Regions from separate parts of the Homo sapiens genome. Here all the other regions are linked to region 2. Evidence: chromatin loops called from intact Hi-C (ENCODE). Cell type or tissue: heart left ventricle. All regions are shown on one strand. Each heading gives the region's core, and the rest is flanking DNA. Links, peaks and the distances in the headings are about the cores only.

Evidence for each region. A loop is a pair of places that touch in the nucleus more often than their neighbours do. Peaks named below come from ENCODE experiments on the same cell type or tissue, not always from the same donor. Only the 100,000 strongest peaks of a DNase experiment are listed, where the experiment ranks them.
Region 1: it touches region 2 in a loop (2.2-fold over the local background); 33 of 110 quality-filtered maps call a loop at or near these places.
Region 3: a loop joins it to region 2, with 2.4 times the contacts of the local background. A loop is called at or near these places in 44 of 110 quality-filtered maps.

The regions. Positions count from the first base shown.
Region 1 is chr22:37,872,416-37,878,584 of GRCh38, reverse strand. It overlaps EIF3L (eukaryotic translation initiation factor 3 subunit L), which reads right to left. Exons shown (of 13, transcript NM_016091.4): 9 at 4,061-4,215; 10 at 2,574-2,744; 11 at 414-911. Among named protein-coding and RNA genes, the nearest start is that of EIF3L, 26 kb to the right of the region's middle. In heart left ventricle, for the core only: no CTCF peak of the experiment used is centred there; no DNase peak of the experiment used is centred there.
Region 2 is chr22:37,962,132-37,968,300 of GRCh38, reverse strand. It overlaps POLR2F (RNA polymerase II, I and III subunit F), which reads right to left. Exons shown (of 5, transcript NM_021974.5): 4 at 1,131-1,202; 5 at 1-676. The coding sequence ends at 586. It overlaps MIR6820 (microRNA 6820), which reads right to left and starts at 738; the gene lies at 677-738. RefSeq lists enhancers at 162-662, 2,896-3,395. In heart left ventricle, for the core only: CTCF peaks have their summits at 2,730 and 2,929 (motif pointing right); no DNase peak of the experiment used is centred there; H3K27ac peaks cover 943 bases.
Region 3 is chr22:37,890,930-37,897,078 of GRCh38, reverse strand. It overlaps the pseudogene RNU6-900P. Among named protein-coding and RNA genes, the nearest start is that of MICALL1, 12 kb to the left of the region's middle. RefSeq lists an enhancer at 1,838-2,482. In heart left ventricle, for the core only: no CTCF peak of the experiment used is centred there; DNase peaks (open chromatin) are centred at 3,958 and 4,303.

The sequences.
Region 1 (6,169 bases), core at 827-5,826, 90 kb after region 2:
GGCTGAGGCAGGAGAATGGCTTGAACCTGGGAGGCGGAGGTTGCGGTGAGCCGAGATCGTGCCATCACATTCTAGCCTGGGCAACGAGAGCGAAATTCCATCTCAAAAAAAAAACCAAAACAAAACCATCTATTGTTTATCTCTTGTGTTTTTTTTTTTTTTTTTTTAATAGAGAAAAGGTCTCACTACGTTGCCCAGGCTGGTCTTGAACTCCTGGGCTAGAGTGATCCTCCCACCCCAGCCTCCCCTAAAGTACTAGTATTACTGGCATGAGCCACCACACCTGGCACCTTGTGGCAGCACCACAAGGCCAGGAATCTTTTTGTTCCCCGATATACTTCATGTGCCCACAATAGTGAATGAAAGATACTGAACACTTAATACAAGACCCCAAGCCCAGGGGACAGGCATACCTTATCAATGTAGAAGTCAACCTCTGAGGCTGACTGAAATTCACCATCCAGGGCTGAGATACCGCTGGTCCACACGAGGTTCTTCATCTTGTGTTTGAAGACAAGAAGCTGGATCCGGAACTCCTGCTCTGTGAGGTCCAGGAAGCCAGCCAGCTTGGCCACAGGCATGGTGGTGTAGAGCTTCAGGAAGCTGCGGATGGTTGAAAGCTGGGCCTGCTGCTGTACTTCATCAGAAAACACCTTCAGCTGCTGCAGGAAGGGCTCTTTGTGGTAGTTGGGGTGCACATTATCATAGTTGGGCACTACAGGCGACAGGAACTTGGGGCAGGAGTAACTGAAAAGTTCTTCATAGACTTGTGGGTCACCTTTCTGCATGCGCAACATCTTGTCCCCATATTTCTCCCGCAGCTGGAGGTGAATGCTCTCATCAATACGCATGGGGTACATCGTGAGGGCAATGGCCAGCAGCGCATGCATCTGCTCATTCTGCTTGTTAATCTGGGGATGGGGTGGAGAGTGGTACTGGGTCAAATGAGACGGACTTCCTGAGGTCCCCACTGCCAACTGGCCTCACCATTCTCTGCACAGATCTTTGACTTACCCAGTTGTTTCATACCAGCCATTGAACTTCCCCAACATCTCTTCCAATCCTCCCTCTAGATCTACCTAACTTCCATCCTAGCTCCAGATCCTCCTTAGCCATCTTCTGGATTCCTTACTGGCACCTCTGTCTTAGTCTCTCCAGTTTGTCCCACACATCACTAGCAGGTCAATCCTTTTACACAGTTAGGATCGAGTTACCCAAAACCTTTGATGCAACCTTGATGACGACAGAAATATAGACTAAATAGTAATGTGCCGTGCAACAGCGTTTCAGTCAACAACGGGCCATGGGCCACATATAGGATGGTGATCCTGCAAGATTATAATCCTGTATTTTTACTGTATCTTAGATACACAAATACCTTTGTGTTACAACTGCCTATGGTATTCAGTACAGTAATATGTTCTAGACGTTTGTAGCCAAGGAGCCATAGGCTATACCATGTAGCCCGGGTATGTAGTAGGTTATCCCATCTAGGTTTGTGTAAGTACATTCTATGATGTTCACACAACAAAATCACCAAATGATGCATTTCTCAGAATGTATCTGCAGCATCAAATGACACAGGACTATACTTTACCTGGGTTAATGAAGGTTCTCAGAATCTAATAACCCAATTCCTACTACCTACTTGCCCTCCAGCCAGAACAGTTTATTGTGCGGCTGCATCACCACACTTTCAAGTCTCAACCACTTTGCTCATGATATTCTCTGCCTAGGAAGCTCCTCCCAATTCTTGAACCCATCCTCCTTCCCACCAATATCCACACCTTATATCAAAACATTTAGAACCCAGTGAACACTCAGCATACTGATGCTGAATAAATAAATGTAGGCACTGCTGGAGGATATAACTGAAACAAAAGATATTATCATCAAGTCCTTATCATCAAGATGTTAATGATCTGAGGTAACAGGCATCACAACAGAAACTCCTAAGAGTATGCTAGCCATTAAAAGTTCATTTTGGCTGGGCGTGGTGGCTCACGCCTGTAATCCCAGCACTTTGGGAGGCTGAGGTGGATGGATCGCCTGAGGTCAGGAGTTCGAGACCAGCCTGGCCAAATAGTGAAACCCCATCTCTACTAAAAATACAAAAATTAGCTGGACATGGTGGCACGCGTCTGTAGTCCCAGCTACTCAGGAGGCTAAGGCTGGAGAATCACTTGAACCCAGGAAGCGGAGGTTGCAGTGAGCTGAGATTGCACCACTGTACTCCAGCCTGGGTGACAGAGACTTCGTCTCAAAAAAAAAAAAAAAAAAAAAAAAAAATTAGCCGGTGTTGTTGTGTGCGCCTTTAAGCCCAGCTATTCGGAAGACTAAGGTAGGATGATCGCCTGATCCCAGGAGGTTGAGGCTGACGTGAGCTGTGACTGCGTCACTGCACTCCAGCTGGGTGATCTATTAGTAGGCACAATCACAGAGCGCTCTACAGTCTTGAACTCCTGGCTTAAAAGTGCAATATTTTGGATGGTGTTTACCAAGAATGGTTGGCATAGGTGCCAAGGATCCCCCTGATTAGAAAGGCCACTGGTGGCAGGCAGAGTCCCCCTTACCATCTCATACTTGTACGTGGTCCTCTGGAACATGCTCTTGGTCCTCTGGATGTAGAGGAGGATGTTGGCGAAGACCCGGATGGCATCCTGGTAACGACGCATCATCAAATATGCAAACCCAACATAATAGTATGTGGTGACCTGGCACTCTGGCACACGGGAATACATACTCTGTAGAAGGAGGTAGAACAAACATTCATGAGTCCCAATTCATCCTAGATAGAACCAGAGGTAGAAACACCAAGAGTTTTCCCTGCAGAGGCCCTCAACTATCCAGAGGAAGCTCTGGAGTCCCAGAGTTTGAGAGCGGATCTTCCTATTCATCAATTAAGTTGTATGTTTTGAGGAATCCATTTTTTTAGCTGTAAACAAGAAGGTTCTGGATCAGGTAATCCCTAAAATCTCCTTCAGCTCTAAAATGCTATACATCTCAGTTTTGTTATTTTTCCTTGCTTTTTCAATTAAGTCCTTTTGGACAGGGAAGACAGAAACACATACATGCACATGAGCCAAACACCAAATAAAAATTATCTGTAATATTTTTCTGTGGTTAGGAAGAACACAACAGCTAACCATGTATCAATGAACATACCATCTTAGAATTACATCTTTACTTAATTCTTTTTTTTTTTCTGGGACAGAGTCTTGTTCTGTTGCCCAGGCTGGAGTGCAATGGTGTGATCTCGGCTCACTGCAACCTCTGCCTCCCAGGTTCAAGTGATTCTCCTACCTCAGCCTCCTGAGTAGCTGGGATTACAAGTGCCCACCACCATACCCAGCTAGTTTTTTTTTTTTTTGTATTTTCAACAGAGACAGGGTTTCACCATGTTGGCCAGGCTGGTCTCGAACTCCTGACCTCAAGTAATCCACCTGCCTCAGCCTCCCAAACTGCTGGGATTACAGGTGTGAGCCACTGCGTCTGGCCTTCTCAATCCTTTAGCAAAATGTGAAGAGCAAAGAGCTGCCATGGGCCAGGCATGGTGGCTCACGCCTGTAATCCCAGCATTTTGGGAGGCCGAGGTAGGCGGATCACGAGGTCAGGAGATCGAGACCATCTTGGCCAACACGGTGAAACCCCAACTCTACTAAAATACAAAAAAAAAAAAAAAAAAAAAATTAGCTGGGCATGGTGGCGCATGCCTGTAGTCCCAGCTACTCAGGAGGCTGAGGCAGGGGAATCGCTTGAACCCAGGAGACGGAGGTTGCAATGAGCTGAGATCACACCACTGCACTCCAGCCTGGTGACAGAGCAAGCTGCCATCATCATTCCATTTTGAAAACAAAATAAAAAACTGTTGTTAACTACCAAAATCGTCCAGGTCTAGCTTTTTACCACAGCTGTTTGCCCAGTTTTAGTCTCAACTTTCAATGGCCTGAGGGAACAGTCCTCTTTCCTCTCCTGGAAATTTGTCCTAAGAGATCAGAGTGGTTCTCTAGAAATAGATATTCTGGCTCTGGCAAGAGGGGCCAGAGGCAATAGGCATCACCTTCTTGTTCAGTTCGATGTTCTCCAGCACCTTGATGGCCTGGTAGTAATCTCCTAACAGGGAGTGCAGGCGGAGAAGCCCGACCAGGCTGAAGTAACCAAGCATTTTGTAGAGGGAGTGCCGCCCATACTCCCCAGCCACACTCTCAGGGTCACCTGAAAGAGACAGACACCGTGAATACTGATAGGAGGCAGGTAAAGGCAGGCACACCTGACCTCTGAATGTTACTCAGTAGGCATCTCACCTACTGCCAGCCTTGAAAGCTTCCCTCAACAACTGGGGAATAACTTCAAAGGAATACCAAGAAACAGCAAAACCAATCTTATGCTAATCTTCGATTTACCAATATTTGCTTACAGGATGGCAGTTCATTTTGCTTATTTTTTTTTTGGTCCCAACACATGCAAAGGCCCCTCTCATCAGTAAAATACAACCACGAAGACTCCTCCTTTCAGAAAGCACATGAGGTCAAAGCTATTTTCCTAATAACAACACTAAGATGTTACTTGCCCTTCCCACTGAGTTGAATTTTGCATGATGCAAACACTATGTTGGGTAAAATTACTGTCAACTTAAGCATAAATCAGGCAACGACACAAAATTGTACCAGTAGTCACTGCATTGCTTCTTGCCATGCATTTGCACTAAAAGAACTAGTCCTTAGCCAGGCTTGGTGGCTTAGACCTCTAATCCCAGCAACTTGAGAGGCCGAGATGGGAGGATGTGCTTGAGCCCAGGTACCATATCTGAATAACCAGAGATTGTTGTATCAGTTGTTTTTTGTTTGTTTGTTTGTTTTTTGAGACTGAGATCTATGGAAGTGCTACTGCATTTTGGCCTGGGTAACAGAGAGACCCTGTTCTAAAAAAAAGACAAAAAAAAGAAAGAAAATTCTTTTTTCATTTTTACTTGAAAAAAACAACTGATACATAGGTCGGGAGCGGTGGCTCACGCCTGTAATCCCAGCACTTTGGGAGGCTGAGGTGGGCAGATCACGAGGTCAGGAGATCGAGACCATCCTGGCTAGGTGAAACCCCGTCTCTACTAAAAATACAAAAAATTAGCCGGGCATGGTGGTGGGCGCCTGTAGCCCAGCTACTTGGGAGGCTGAGGCAGGAGAATGGCATGAACCCGGGAGGCGGAGCTTGCAGTGAGCCCAGATTGCGCCACTGCACTCCAGCCTGGGCAACAGAGCGAGACTCCACCTCAAAAAAAAAAAAACAAAAAAAACTGATACGCAACTGAGCGCAGCTCATGCCTGTAATCCTAGCATTTTGGGAGGCCGAGGCGGACGTATCACTTGAGGTCAGGAGTTTGAGCCCAGCCTGCCCAACATGGTGAAGCCCCGTCTCTACTAAAAATACAAAAATTAGATGGGTGTGGTGGTGCACACCTGCAGTCCCAGCTATTGGGGAGGCTGAGGCAGGAGAATTGCTTGAACTTGGGAGGCGGAGGTTGCAGTGAGCAGAGATTGTGCCACTGCACTCAAGCCTGGGCTACAGAGCAAGACTCTGTCTCAAAAAAAATAAAAATAAAAAAAGAAGGAAAAAAGGGCAGACATTTTCACAAAAATGAAGTAAACCTGTCATACCTCAAAGAAAATAACTGACAGTGTTTGCTACCTATAAAACAGTTCAAAGGTTGGGCACAGTGGCTCACACATGAAATCCCATGAGTTCAAGATTGGCCTGGGCAACAAAGTGAGACCTTGTTTCTACCAAAAAAAAAAGAAAAAAAAATCAGCCAGGTATGGTGGTGCAAACCTGCGTTCCTAGCTACTTGGGAGGCTGAGGTAGGAGGATCACTTGAGCCCAGCAGGTAGAGGATGCAGTGAGCCATGATTGTGCCACCGCACTTCAGCCAGGGTGACAGAGTGAGACCCCATCTCAAAATAAATAAAAATTCAAGCTATTAAGCAAAAATGGAATTTTGTAAAACTTGTATCTGCCACTACAAGCTCTATAGCTTACAAATAAATGCTTACCTGATGTCAGTGGCAAAAGTAACAAATCTGACTTTTTAAAAAAATGTAATAAAATGTGTCAACATTTGGAAGATCTTTATAACTCAGAGAACCAATATTTTTTTAGAAATCACACATGGCCAGGC
Region 2 (6,169 bases), core at 440-5,439:
TGCTCCAGCTGCTGACTTGCCCAGCAGGGCTCTGCCTGGGGAGGGTGGGAGATCAGCACACCCCCACGCTTCCTGCTGGGGCACTGCTCCTGAAAGGGGATCCGAGCCCACGATAAGAGGCTCGAAGCAGGTCCTTAGGAAACAATGGGTGGCTTGATGAGACCTGCTCTGTGATACTCCTGAGAAGGGAGAAGCCCCTGCAGCCAGTCCCCACTGGAAAGGAAATTGGGGGTTTCCGTGGCAACCAGCTCCCTGGGCACAAAGACTTGTCTGTCTGCTTGGAAGGCAGCTGAGGTGTCTCCCCTGCAGCAGCCTTTGCTCTGGGGAACAGGGAGATGGAGGGAAGGATGTGGGGGATCCAAAGGGGCTAAGGGCCCCTGGTGCTTCTTAAGGAGCTGACAGTCACAGGGCCACTGGAATAGGTGCATGCTCCACGCAGCATGGCGGTAACGGGGAAGCAACAGGTGGTGACATTGCAGATAAGCAGAGGGGAAGGGGGTTGGAAAGTTGAATATTTTATTATTTACACATATAAAGTGAGAATGAAAATTGGGCATGGGGCAAGGGCAGGAAGATGACTCCAGCTCAGTCGGTGATGATGAGCTCGTCCACCCCCCAGTCTTCATAGCTCCCATCTGGCAGGTAACGGCGAATGATGATGGGGATCTTTCGGGCCCTGTGGCAGGGGAGAAGTCACAAGTACATGAGGGCTGGTGACCCCAGCTCTGCCGCAGAAGGAACAGATTGTGTGCAAAACACAAGCAAAGAGAAGTCTTAGGAGCAGCCTCTTGGGGCTGATGAGTGTACTTTGTAAGAAAGCAATTACAAGAAAAAGAAAGTTTTTATATCAGACAAGAGGGGGAAGAATGACAGAATATTGGTAAGGCCTCCTGCAGCAGGAACAGGGAAATTCCAACAGCCAGAAGACGTCCATGTCTCATCAGTGCCCTCCCACTTTCCCTGCCTCCTCTTCTCTCTTCCTCCTACTTCCTGGTGAGCTGTTCCTAAGGATCTGTAGGAATAAGCATCAACTTCTCCAGCCAGGCAAGTGGGAGCAAAGGGTGCAACAGAGAGCCCAACAGATGCCTCCCAGAGATTTGGAGAAGTGAACCATGATTTGAGTGACTTACTTGAGTTCCTTCATGGCAATGAGCAGAGGATCTGTCTCCCCCTCCAGCTCCACCATCACAGGGGCACACATCCTGTAGGGATAGGGACAGGTGTTAGGGAGACTACAAACCCAGGGAGAAGGGCCCAACAGGCAGTGAGGGTGGAACGGCATCCTGGTCCCCACCTAGAAACGTCATCTTCTAGGTAGGCAGGCACAGTAGGGAGTGGTGTGTAGGGGCACTGCCAGAGATCTTCCCTGGCAGAGGCCTATCACAGACTCCGGAGTCCAGCGGCCACAGCAGAATGTCCTGGTGGAAAGGGAGACATGTGCAAAGGCACACCATTCTAACTGCTCCAACCCCAGAGCCTTGCCTCAGTGCCCAGTGCACCTCATTTCAATTTCTATTTTCTCTCTCTACTTTTTGGAGACAAGGTTTCACTCCCATTGCCCAGACTGGAGTGCAATGGGGAGATCGTGGCTCACTGCAACCTCCACCTCCCAGGCTCAAGCAATTCTCCTGCTTGGGACTACAGGCATACACCACCAGCTATGCTAATTTTTTTATTTTTTGTATAGATGGGTGAAATTAACATTTCGCCATGTTGCCCAGGCTGGTCTCGAACTCCTGGGCTCAAGCAATCCGCCTGCCTCAGCCTTCCAGATTGCTGGGATGAAAGGCATGAGCCACCATGCCCGGCATCATTTCCATTCTCTATAGACACAACACCTCAGTAGAGGCCCTGCCCTTCCTGCCCAGCCCTCCCCACCCTTCACCTGAGGCCAGCAGTCAGGGGGCTCACCTGCTTACAACACTGTCATGACTCCCCTTGGCTATCAGGCCAGAGTGCAGTCTGGTCCCTGTTTGCCTTCCTAGCACAGTCCCGTGCTACTTTCCTGTATTTACTCCACATTCCAGCCATACCAAACTATTTCTGGTTCCCTAGATGCGCCATGTTGTTTCCCTTTTGTGTGCTCTTACAAGCTCTTCCTCTCCCTAAAAACCTGCGAGAGGTTCAGATGTCTCCACCCTGGAAATCGTGTGCTGACTCTTCAGTACCTGGACTCATTTTGCATATACTTTTCTTGGCACCAATCTCATTGAACTGTAACTACTTGTTTGGAAACTTTCCACATTAGACCATGAGCTCCTAGTGGCCCAGAACCACATGTGATTCACCACGGAGGCCCAGCCCCCAGCATAACACTTGGCCCACAGTGGGGACTCTACCACCAAGCAAAGGGATGCCAATTCTAGGCCCATCTCCTCTAGGAAGCCACCCCTGATGATTCCAGCTCAGGTTCACACCAACAAATCCAGAATTAACAGGAGAGCATGCTAAAAAATACAGGTTCCTGGGTCCTTCCCCAGACCCCCGGAATAGAATCTCTAGTGAAGCGGCCTGAGAGCCTGCATTTGCAAAACTGCCCAGATGATTCTGATAATCAGCTAGTCTGAGAGCTACCAGCTTACTAATTTTATTACTAAATATTTCGATTTATATTACTCCCAAAAGCCTGAAAATTTCCCAAGGGCAGAGATGAAGTATTTAACTTTCCCTATATCCTCTCTTAATAAGTATTTAAACTTTCCCAAAATATAAAGCTTTAAAGAATGTGGCAAAATACCTGATCTGCATGTGCCTGCTTTCTTTCAAAATATAAATAATTCAAGGGCATTCACTCATTCCGCACCTATTATGCACATGGAATGTGCAAGAATGTGTCCTTAAGTAATTTAATTTTTCTTGCACCATGGCTTCTACAGAGAAACACATCAACCATCCAGTTAAGAAGTAGATGTGACAAACATCATCAGCCACCAGGTGGTGCTAATGAACCAGACTGAAACCCCATCCAAAACCTACCCAACAAACAGTTGTTCTGGCCAGGTGCAGTGGCTCACGCCTCTAATCACAGCACTTTGGGAGGCTGAGACAGGTGAATCACCTGAGGTCAGGAGTTTGAGACCAGCCTGGCCAACATGGTGAAACCCCGTCTCTACTAAAAATACAAAAAATTAGCCGGCCGTGGTGGCACATGCCTGTAGTCCCAGATACTCGAGAGGCTGAGGCATGAGAATCGCTTGAACCAGGAGGTGAAGGTTGCAGTGAGCCGAGATGGCACCACTGCACTCCAGCCTAGGTGACAGAGTGAGACTCCACCTGCACCTACCAAGTGCAGAGTCCCATTATGGCTGTACAAGAGCTTACAGCAGGCAAGGAGCCACCAGATGGTGTCATAGCCCTTAAGTGGAAAGAGCACTAAAGACTGGAATGAGCTGGATCAAGCTTTGCTCCCCAAGAAAAACAGGACACTTGGCTGGGCACAGTGGCTCACGCCTGTAATCCCAGCACTTCGGGAGGCCAAGGCAGGTGAATCACCTGAGGTCACGAGTTCAAGACCAGCCCGACCAACATGGTGAAACACCGTCTCTACTAAAAATACAAAATATTAGCCAGGCATGGTGGCGTGTGCCTGTAATCCCAGCTACTCAGGAGGCTGAGGCTGGAGAATTCCTTGAACCCAGGAGGCAGAGGTTGCAATCAGCCAAGATCATGCCATTGCACTCCAGCCTGGGCAACAAGAGCAAAACTCCATCTCAAAAAAAAAAAAAAAAGAAAGAAAGAAAGAAAAGAAAAACAGGACACTTGGATTTATGAGTGGCCTGGATGCTGGATGTTGGCCTCAAAACCTTTAAGTGCTGCACACTGCCCACCAAATGAACTCTAATCTTCTGAACCTGTCACTCACAGGACCAGTGTCATCTTCTCCAGCCTTATGCCCCAAGCTGCTTATGATCCCTCATCACAAATCCACAACTGCCTGCCTCCACCTGGACCTTTCCTTGGGCTGTTTCTGGCACCTGGAGTACCCACAAAACCAACTCTCTTTACCTGTCCCCACTAGAATTCTAATCCCTTCACAAGGCTTTCCCAGTCACCTCTGCAATAACTCTCTTTGTACCTTTCATAAAGCACCACTCGCATCTGCCTTGGGTTGTGGGTACCTGTGCACAGGTCTATCTCCCCCACCAGAAAACACCTGGAGGACTGGGGATTATGTCTTTTTTTTTTTTTTTAATTATTTTTGGTAACAGAGTCTCACTCTGTCACCCAGGCTGGATTAGTGGCACGATCTTGGCTCAGTGCAACCTCCGCCTCCCAGGTTCAAGCGATTCTCTTGCCTCAGCCTCCCGAGTAGCTGGGATTATAGGCGCGCGCCACCACACCCGGCTAATTTTTGTATTTTTAGTAGAGACGGGGTTTCACCATGTTGGCCAGGCTGCTCTCGAACTCCTGACCTCAGGTGATCCGCCCACCTTGGCCTCCCACAGTGCTCGGATTCCAGGCGTGAGCCACCGCGCCCGGCTGGGACTACATCTTTAATCATCTCAGCATCCTATCAAGTGCTAATGCAGTATCTTTCTTCAGTGCTGAAAGACTGTTTAACTTGCAAATAAGCAGTCTATTTGTTTTAAAAATAACTTATGAATTCTTCTTTCTACTGGGCCACTTTTAGCCTATATTAGTGTGCCCCATAGAATGCTCTGCAATGACAGAAATGTCCTATCCCCCTGTGCTATCCTTTATGGTAACCAGTAGCCACATGTGGCTACTGAACACACTTGAAATGTGGCTAGTTGTAATCCCAGCACTTTGGAGGCTGAAGCAGGGGGATCACTGGAAGCCAGGAGTCTTTTTGTGAGACCCTGTCTCTACAAAAAATTAAGACATTAGCCACGTGTGGTGGCATTAGCCTGTAGTCCTAGCTACCTGGGAGGCTGAAGTGGGAAGATCACTTAAGCCTAGAAGTTTTGAGGCTGCAGTGAGCTATGATAGCACCACTGCACTCCAGCCCGGGTGATAGAGCCAAACTGTCTCTAAAAAAATAAAAGAAAAGGCTGGGCGTGGTGGCTCATGCCTGTAATCCCAGTACTTTGGGAGTCTGAGGCAGGAGGATCACCTGAGATCAGGAGTTCAAGACCAGCCTGGCCAACGAACATGGTGAAACCCCGTCCCTACTAAAAATACAAAAATTAGCCAGGCGTGGTGGCGGGTGCCTGTAATCCCAGCTACCCGGGAAGCTCAGGTTGGAGAATCACTTGAACCCGGGAGGCGGAGGATGCAGTGAGCCAAGATCACACCACTGCACTCCAGCCTGGGTGACAGAGTGAGACTCCTTCTCAAAAAAAAATAAATAGGCTGGGCGCAGTGGCTCACGCCTGTAATCCCAGCACTTTGGGAGGCCGAGGCAGGCAGATCACAAGGTCAGGAGATCGAGACCATCCTCGCTAACACGGTGAAACACCATCTCTACTAAAACTACAAAAAATTAGCCGGGCGTGGTGGCAGGTGCCTGTGGTCCCAGCTACTGGGAAGGCTGAGGCAGGAGAATGGCGTGAACCCGTGAGGCAGAGCTTGCAGTGAGCCAAGACTGTGCCACTGCACTCCAGCCTGGGTGACAGAGCAAGACTCCGTCTCAAAAAAAATTAAATAAATAAATAAAAGAAAAAGAAGTGTGGCTGGCTAGTGAGAAAGAAACTGAATTTCTAATTTTATTTAATTGTACTTAATGTAAATGGACACATACAGTTCATGGCTACCATAGTTGATGGTGCAGGCCCAGAGGATCCTGACGTTGGTGGCATATTGGGTATGGCTGTCACACTGGGTGTGGCTCTAATGCCATGCATAAGAGCAAGGAGTGCAACCAGGCTGAGAAGAGGTCCGCTACTGAGGAATGGGGGAGAACAATGTTGTCCACCCATAAAACCCTTTATTGAAGTAGACATGATGGTCATCTTTACCCCTACAGGACTAGAGGAGGCAACAGCCCAGTGCTGCTTGAACACTAAGGAGGAGAATGTACAGACAGCATTTGCTGCCCCTGTAAGCACACAGAGTCCACAAATCTGGCCCCAGCTTTCCTTTGTTTTTTTTTTGTTTGTTTGTTTGTTTGTTTTGAGATGGAGTCTCTGTCACTCAGGCTGGTGTGCAGTAGTGCGATCACAGTTCACTGCAGCCTCAACCTCCTGGCCTTAGGTGATCCTCCCACGTC
Region 3 (6,149 bases), core at 1,150-6,149, 72 kb after region 2:
CTTCAACTTCAATTATTATTGGTGCTGGGATTTTTCCAGCAGGCCAGCAGGATTGATGTTTGGGTGCTAATGTAGTATTCAAGGCCCTAATAGTTGGGCTCCTGTCACTCTATAGGAGGAGCTCAGGGGCAGAAATTTGGCAGGAAGAAAGGGAAGGAGACTAGAGCCTATAATCCTAGCTAGCTATTCGGGAGGCTGAATTGCTTGAATCTAGGGAACAGAGGTTGCAGTGAGCCGAGATTGCACCACTTCACTCCAGCCTGGGCAAAACAACAACAACAATGACAACAACAAACAGCTAGGCTGAGTCCTGACTTTTATTTTACTTGACTTAGAATTTGGTCTGCATAGCAAGCCCATTGTTTATGATTTGGCTGTAGGTTAAGCCCACTGCTTATGATTTGGCTGTAGGTTTAGGGGGTGCCAGATTATTTGGGGTGGGGGAGCTAGAGCCCTCCCTACTACCCCCTCAGTATCAATCTGGCCTGCTCTGCAGGCAAAGGCAGGCAGAGTGGGAAACAGTTTCTGAGCCTTCCTGACACAGGAAGGTAGCCTCTCCTCTGAGGCCTGAGTGGCAAGGAAGGGGCTGTCAGACACCGGAAGAGGCCTGTTTGTCTCCCAGCTACCTGAGGTCATATGTATATGGTGTTGTGAGCCAGGCAGCTCTTCCTGTTAGAAACAGAAAGTGAGGCTTGTGTTGAAATTCTGGGAGTGAGCTGCTCTTTCCTCTAAATAGAGCAGGGGTTAGACAGGGCACAACTTATCCCCAGGTGATACAATACACCCGGGATGGATATGAGTCATCCCAAACACCTATATCATACCCGAGTTCACTATGCTCGGATTTATGTATTGTTTAGGGACAGGGTCTTGCTCTGTCGCTCAGGCTGGAGTACAGTGGTGTGATCATAGCTCACTGTAACTTTGAACTCGGCTCAAGCAATCCTCCCGACTTAGATTCCCAAGTGGCAAGGACTATAGGCATGCACCACCACGCCTGGCTAATTTTTTAATTTAATTTAATTAATTTATTTTTTTAGGACAGAGTCTCGCTCTGTTGCCCAGGCTGGAGTGCAGTGGCGCCATCTCGGCTCACTGTAAGCTCTGCCTCCCAGGTTCACGCCATTCTCCTGCCTCAGCCTCCCTAGTAGCTGGGACTACAGGCGCCTGCCACCATGCCTGGCTAATTTTTTTGTATTTTTAGTAGAGACGGGGTTTCACTGTGTTAGCCAGGATGGTCTTGATCTCCTGACCTCGTGATCTGCCCACCTCGGCCTCCCAAAGTGCTGGGATTACAGGTGTGAGCCATTGCGCCCAGCCCTCATTTTTTTATTTTTATTTTTGTAGAGACAGGGTCTCGTTATCTTGTCCAGGCTGGTCTCAAACTCCTAGGCCTAAGCAATCCTCCCACCTCAGCCTCCCAAGGTGTTGGGATTACAGGCATGAGCCACTGTGCCAGGCCTATGTTGACACTTAGAAAGACCTAGATAGGGGAGAATTACTCTCCTCATTTGACTATGACAAAGCAGAGGCTCAGAGAAGTTAAGCCAAGTGCCTGGAATTTTCCAGTTTCAAGGGGCAGCGTCAGGGTTTGAACCTAGACTCCCTTCCACTTCCCAACCATGACTAGAGAGTGAAGTCCACCCTCTCAGGATCCACTGGCCCCAGGTAAGAAAGTAGGGGTGGGAGTCAGGGCGTGAAGGAGATAACTTGATCTTAATCAAGTGGCTGGATAGGGGCAGGGTGGGGCCAGAAAGAAAGAAAAGCCAGGTCTTTCAGCTGCAGGCTTGACAGGAATGTGGAGCCACAGGAACCAAGACAAGTTGCTGCTTCCCCTAGCCCTCTCCTTCGGGAAAATCTCAGGAACTTGCTGATCAGGCTTTGGACCTTTCCCTTGCCTCCCTCTCAGCTTCTTCTTGATGCCCTTCCCCCACATTGGAGGCCAGTTCCTGACCCGGGCCACAGCCACTCCAGCCTATATCCAGTCTGCAGGGCAGGCTGGGGGTGGGGACGGGAGGCCACTGTTAGCAAGAGCCAGCGTGGGCACCACGGCTTTCCCTGGCTAAAGGCTGGGCTGGAGAGTACATCCATTCATCAATTCATCTGTGCCGCTACATTCCAGACAGGATTTAAGGCACACTCCAGCCTTATTCCTATACTGATATTGTTGCATTCAATCCTTATTCACTTACTTCCTCTTGCATTCACCATTCATTCAACAGAATCGCTTTACCGAAAGGGTCATTGCTCCCAAGTGCTGCCTCTTTCCTCCTATTAGATCCATTTAGATCCTTAGGATGTCACCCAGAATTCTAGAATGCAGGGCTGCAGCCCCCAGACAGCGGCTAGTCCCACTGCCTCATTTAGAAGATGAAGCCATCCGGAGCCACCTATGGTCAAGGCGATCATAGGAGGAAAAGCACCCCACGCCCCCAACTTGGACTCACAATCCAGTGTAGGAGAAGGATGCAGAGAGGGGGACTGTGTGGAAAGAAGTGTGCCAAGCCCAGGCTGGGCGCAGTGGCTCACACCTGTAATCCCAGCACTTCAGGAGGCCAAGGCAGGCAGATCACCTGAGATCAGGAGTTCAAGACCAGCCTGGCCAACATGGCAAAACCCCGTCTCTACTAAAAATACAAAAATTAGCCAGGCATGGTGGCAGGCACCTGTAATCCCAGCTACTCAGGAGGCTGAGGCAGGAGAATCGCTTGAACCTGGGAGGTGGACGTTGCAGTGAGCTGAGATCATGATATTGCACTCCAGCCTGCGCAACAGGGACAAAACTCCATCTCAAAAAAAAAAAAAAAAAAAAAAGAATAAGTGTGCCAAGCCCACCAGGGACTTGTCTGAGGAGGAACCAGCTCTAGCCTAGGGGCCTGGAGACCAGGGTTCCAGCCCCAGCTGTTCATTGCCTCTGCCCAAATTGTTAGGCCCTGGGCACCTCCACCTGGACGTCCCACAGGCTCCTCAAACTCCTGTTCCTTACCCACTTGCACTTACCTCCTCCAGTCCCAAACCTGCTCCAGCCACCAACCCCCATCTCAGACAGCCTGAGAACTGGGCATCTCACTTCCCTACAGCCTCCACATCCACTCAGCTGCCACATCCAAGTCCTGTCCTCTGCAACCTCCCAATCTCTCCAATTCTCCCCTCATGCCTGCTGCCGACACTGTGCGTGGGGCCCAGCTCCTCCGTGGCTGGCTGCTCTAGACAAGTGCCCTGGCCTCTGTGAATGGGCCTCCACACTGTCTAAACAGGCCTTCTCTTTGGTCCTTGGAGCAGTTAAGAGAGCCCCAGGGGGGAGTCTGGAGGTTTCCAGTCCCAGCTCCACCAGGAAGTAGCCGGGCTGTTCCACACATGACCTGCCTCAGTCATCTATAGCTCTACGGCTCTGGAGGCCAAGGTCATGGCCAGGTAACAATGGCCTCCCTCCCCTTATCACACACTCTACCCAAGTGTTTTAGTAAGGCCCTCCTCCCCTTATCACACACTACTGCCAGGTGATTTGCTAAGAACTTTACATAATTTGGTGCACAGAACAATTCTGAGGCAGGCGCTAACCCCATTTTAGAGAAAGGTGAGGCACTGAAAACTACGCAACTTGGCTCAGCTGGTATGTGGCAGTCAGGACTCAGACCAGGGTCCAAGGAAGTCCAAGCCTACACACTTTGCTCTGCCCCCTTCTCTTGCTGGTGGAGAAACTTCTGGAAACTGGTACCACCCAGAGCTCCCCATTCCCCGATAACAAAGCCCTTGCTCTCCTTAGCATGGGGGGGATCATGAACCTGGTTATTCTGCTCTGATGGAATAAAAATCCTGAGCTGGCCACAGCTGATGAATGCTGTGCATTCCGCGAGTGGTGCCAGGCAGAGTCCAGCTGTGCCTGCCCCCTCACAGGGGTTGCTAGCTGCCTGGCCTGGCTGCTGAGCCTGGACCAAGCTGCTGGGAGATGGCCCCAAGCCAGGCACTCATACACACTGGGTCTGTGTGACCCAGAGTGCCTGCAATGGCCTCACAGCAAAAAGAGTGCCAAGAGCCGTGTCAGACAACACACTTGGACCTGGCATAATTGTAATGATAGAGAACTATGACATGAACTATGAAACTGGCATTGAATTCAAAACACATTAACCCAGGGGGCTGCCCAGTTGAGTCGGAGTTCCTGCAAGCCACCATCACCAAATGTCAGGGCATAGTGGACAAAGCATGAGACATTCTTTAGGAGGAATCAATGCACAGCAACCTCCCTGCACCAAGGAACCATGTGGTAGCCAGGGAGTGGGGGGTAAGGAGCCCTGGCTGGCACTGGGCCACTCATTCGGTTCCAACAAGGCAACAGATGAAGGACGGCTTGGAAAGCTACCAAGAGCTCTACAAATGTTTGGACTTATAACTAGAGGCTGCTTTTTAAAAATTCCTTTGGGCCCGGGCACAGTGGCTCATGCCTATAATCCCAGCATTTTGGGAGGCCAAGGCAGGTGGACTGCTTAAGCTCAGTTCAAGAGCAGTCTGGGCAACATGGCAAAACACCATCTATACAAACAAAACTATAAAAAATTAGCTGGGCATGGTGGTGTATGCCTGTGGTCCCAGTTAATTTGGAGGCTGAGACAGGAGGATCACTTGAGCCCAGGAGGCAGAGGTTGCACTGCAGTGCGCCAAGCTTGTGCCACTGCACTCCAGTCTGGGTAATAGAGCGAAACTCTTGTCCCAAAAAATAAATAAAATCCTGGCTCCATCCTTTAGCTCTGGGAACTTGGACAAGTTCTGCAACCTCTCTGGTGAAGGATGGCTTCCCACCTCACTGAGATTCAAAGTCGGTCCTTCCTGTCTTCTACAAGGCCTTACATACAACCTGGAGCCTCATTCCAGGATCTGGCCTCTTCCTCCTTGCTACCTTCTGCTCCAGCTGGCCTTCTTGCTCCATTTGCTCCACATATAAAACATGCTGTGGCCTCAGGACCTTTGTACTTGCAGTTTTTTTCCTGGAGAGCTCTTGCCTCACATACTTGCACCATCCCCCTCCTAATGTCTTCAGGTCTCTGCTCAAATGACGCCAATCAGTGTGGTCCCTGACTATCCTATTCACAATAGAAACTCCTGCCTTCGATTTTTCTCTACAACACATACCACCATCCAACACACTAAATATGGCTTATCACCTGTCTTCAACCATTAGAATTTGAGTCTGAAGACAGGAATTCGGTCTTTTCCCACGTCCCGACTTCCCCCTTGCCTATCAGTGCCTGGCTGGTTTGCTCGTAGAAAAGGACCCAGCTTTCTGTCCCTGAATCCTCCAATGGCTTGATACACAGGAGGCAATGCATTCAATTCCTGCCTGGGGCTGCTCTATCACAGACTTGGGACTTAAACAACAGAGATTTCTCCTCTTACGGTTCCAGAAGCCACGAGTCCAAAACCAGAGGCTCCAGGGGAGAAGCCATCCCTGCCTCTTCCAGCTCCCAGTGGCCCCGCACATTCTTTAGCTTGTGCCTGCTAACTCCATCAGCCTGTCTTCACGTGGCCTTCTCCTCCTGTCTCTTTCCTCAGTGTCTCTCATGACACTTGTCATTGGATTTAGTGCCTACCTGGATAATCCAGAATGATCTCATTTTTAAAAATGTATTTTTAATACATGGGAACACTTCACAAATTTGCATGTCATCCTTGCACAGGGGCCATGCTAAACTGCATCATTCCAATTTTGGTACATGTGCTGCTAAAGCAAGCACAATGATCTAATTTTGAGATCTTTAACTTACAACCATTAAGACCTTCTTCCAAATAAGGTCATGCTGGCTGGGCACAGTGGCTCACGCCTGTAATACCATCACTATGGGAGGCTGAGGCAGGCAGATCACCTGAGGTCAGGAGTTTGAGACTAGCCTGGCCAACATGGCAAAATACCATCTCTACTAAAAAAATATAAAAATTAGCAAGGTGTGGTCGTGGGTGCCTGTAGTCCCAGCTACTCAGGAGGCTGAGGCAGGAGAAATGGTGCCTGTAGTCCCAGCTACTCAGGAGGCTGAGGCAGGAGAATCTCTTGAACCCAGAAGGTGGAGGTTGCAGTGAGCTGAGATTGCACCACTGCACTCCAGCCTGGGCGACAGAGCGAGATTCCATCTCAAAAACAAAAACAAAAACAAAAC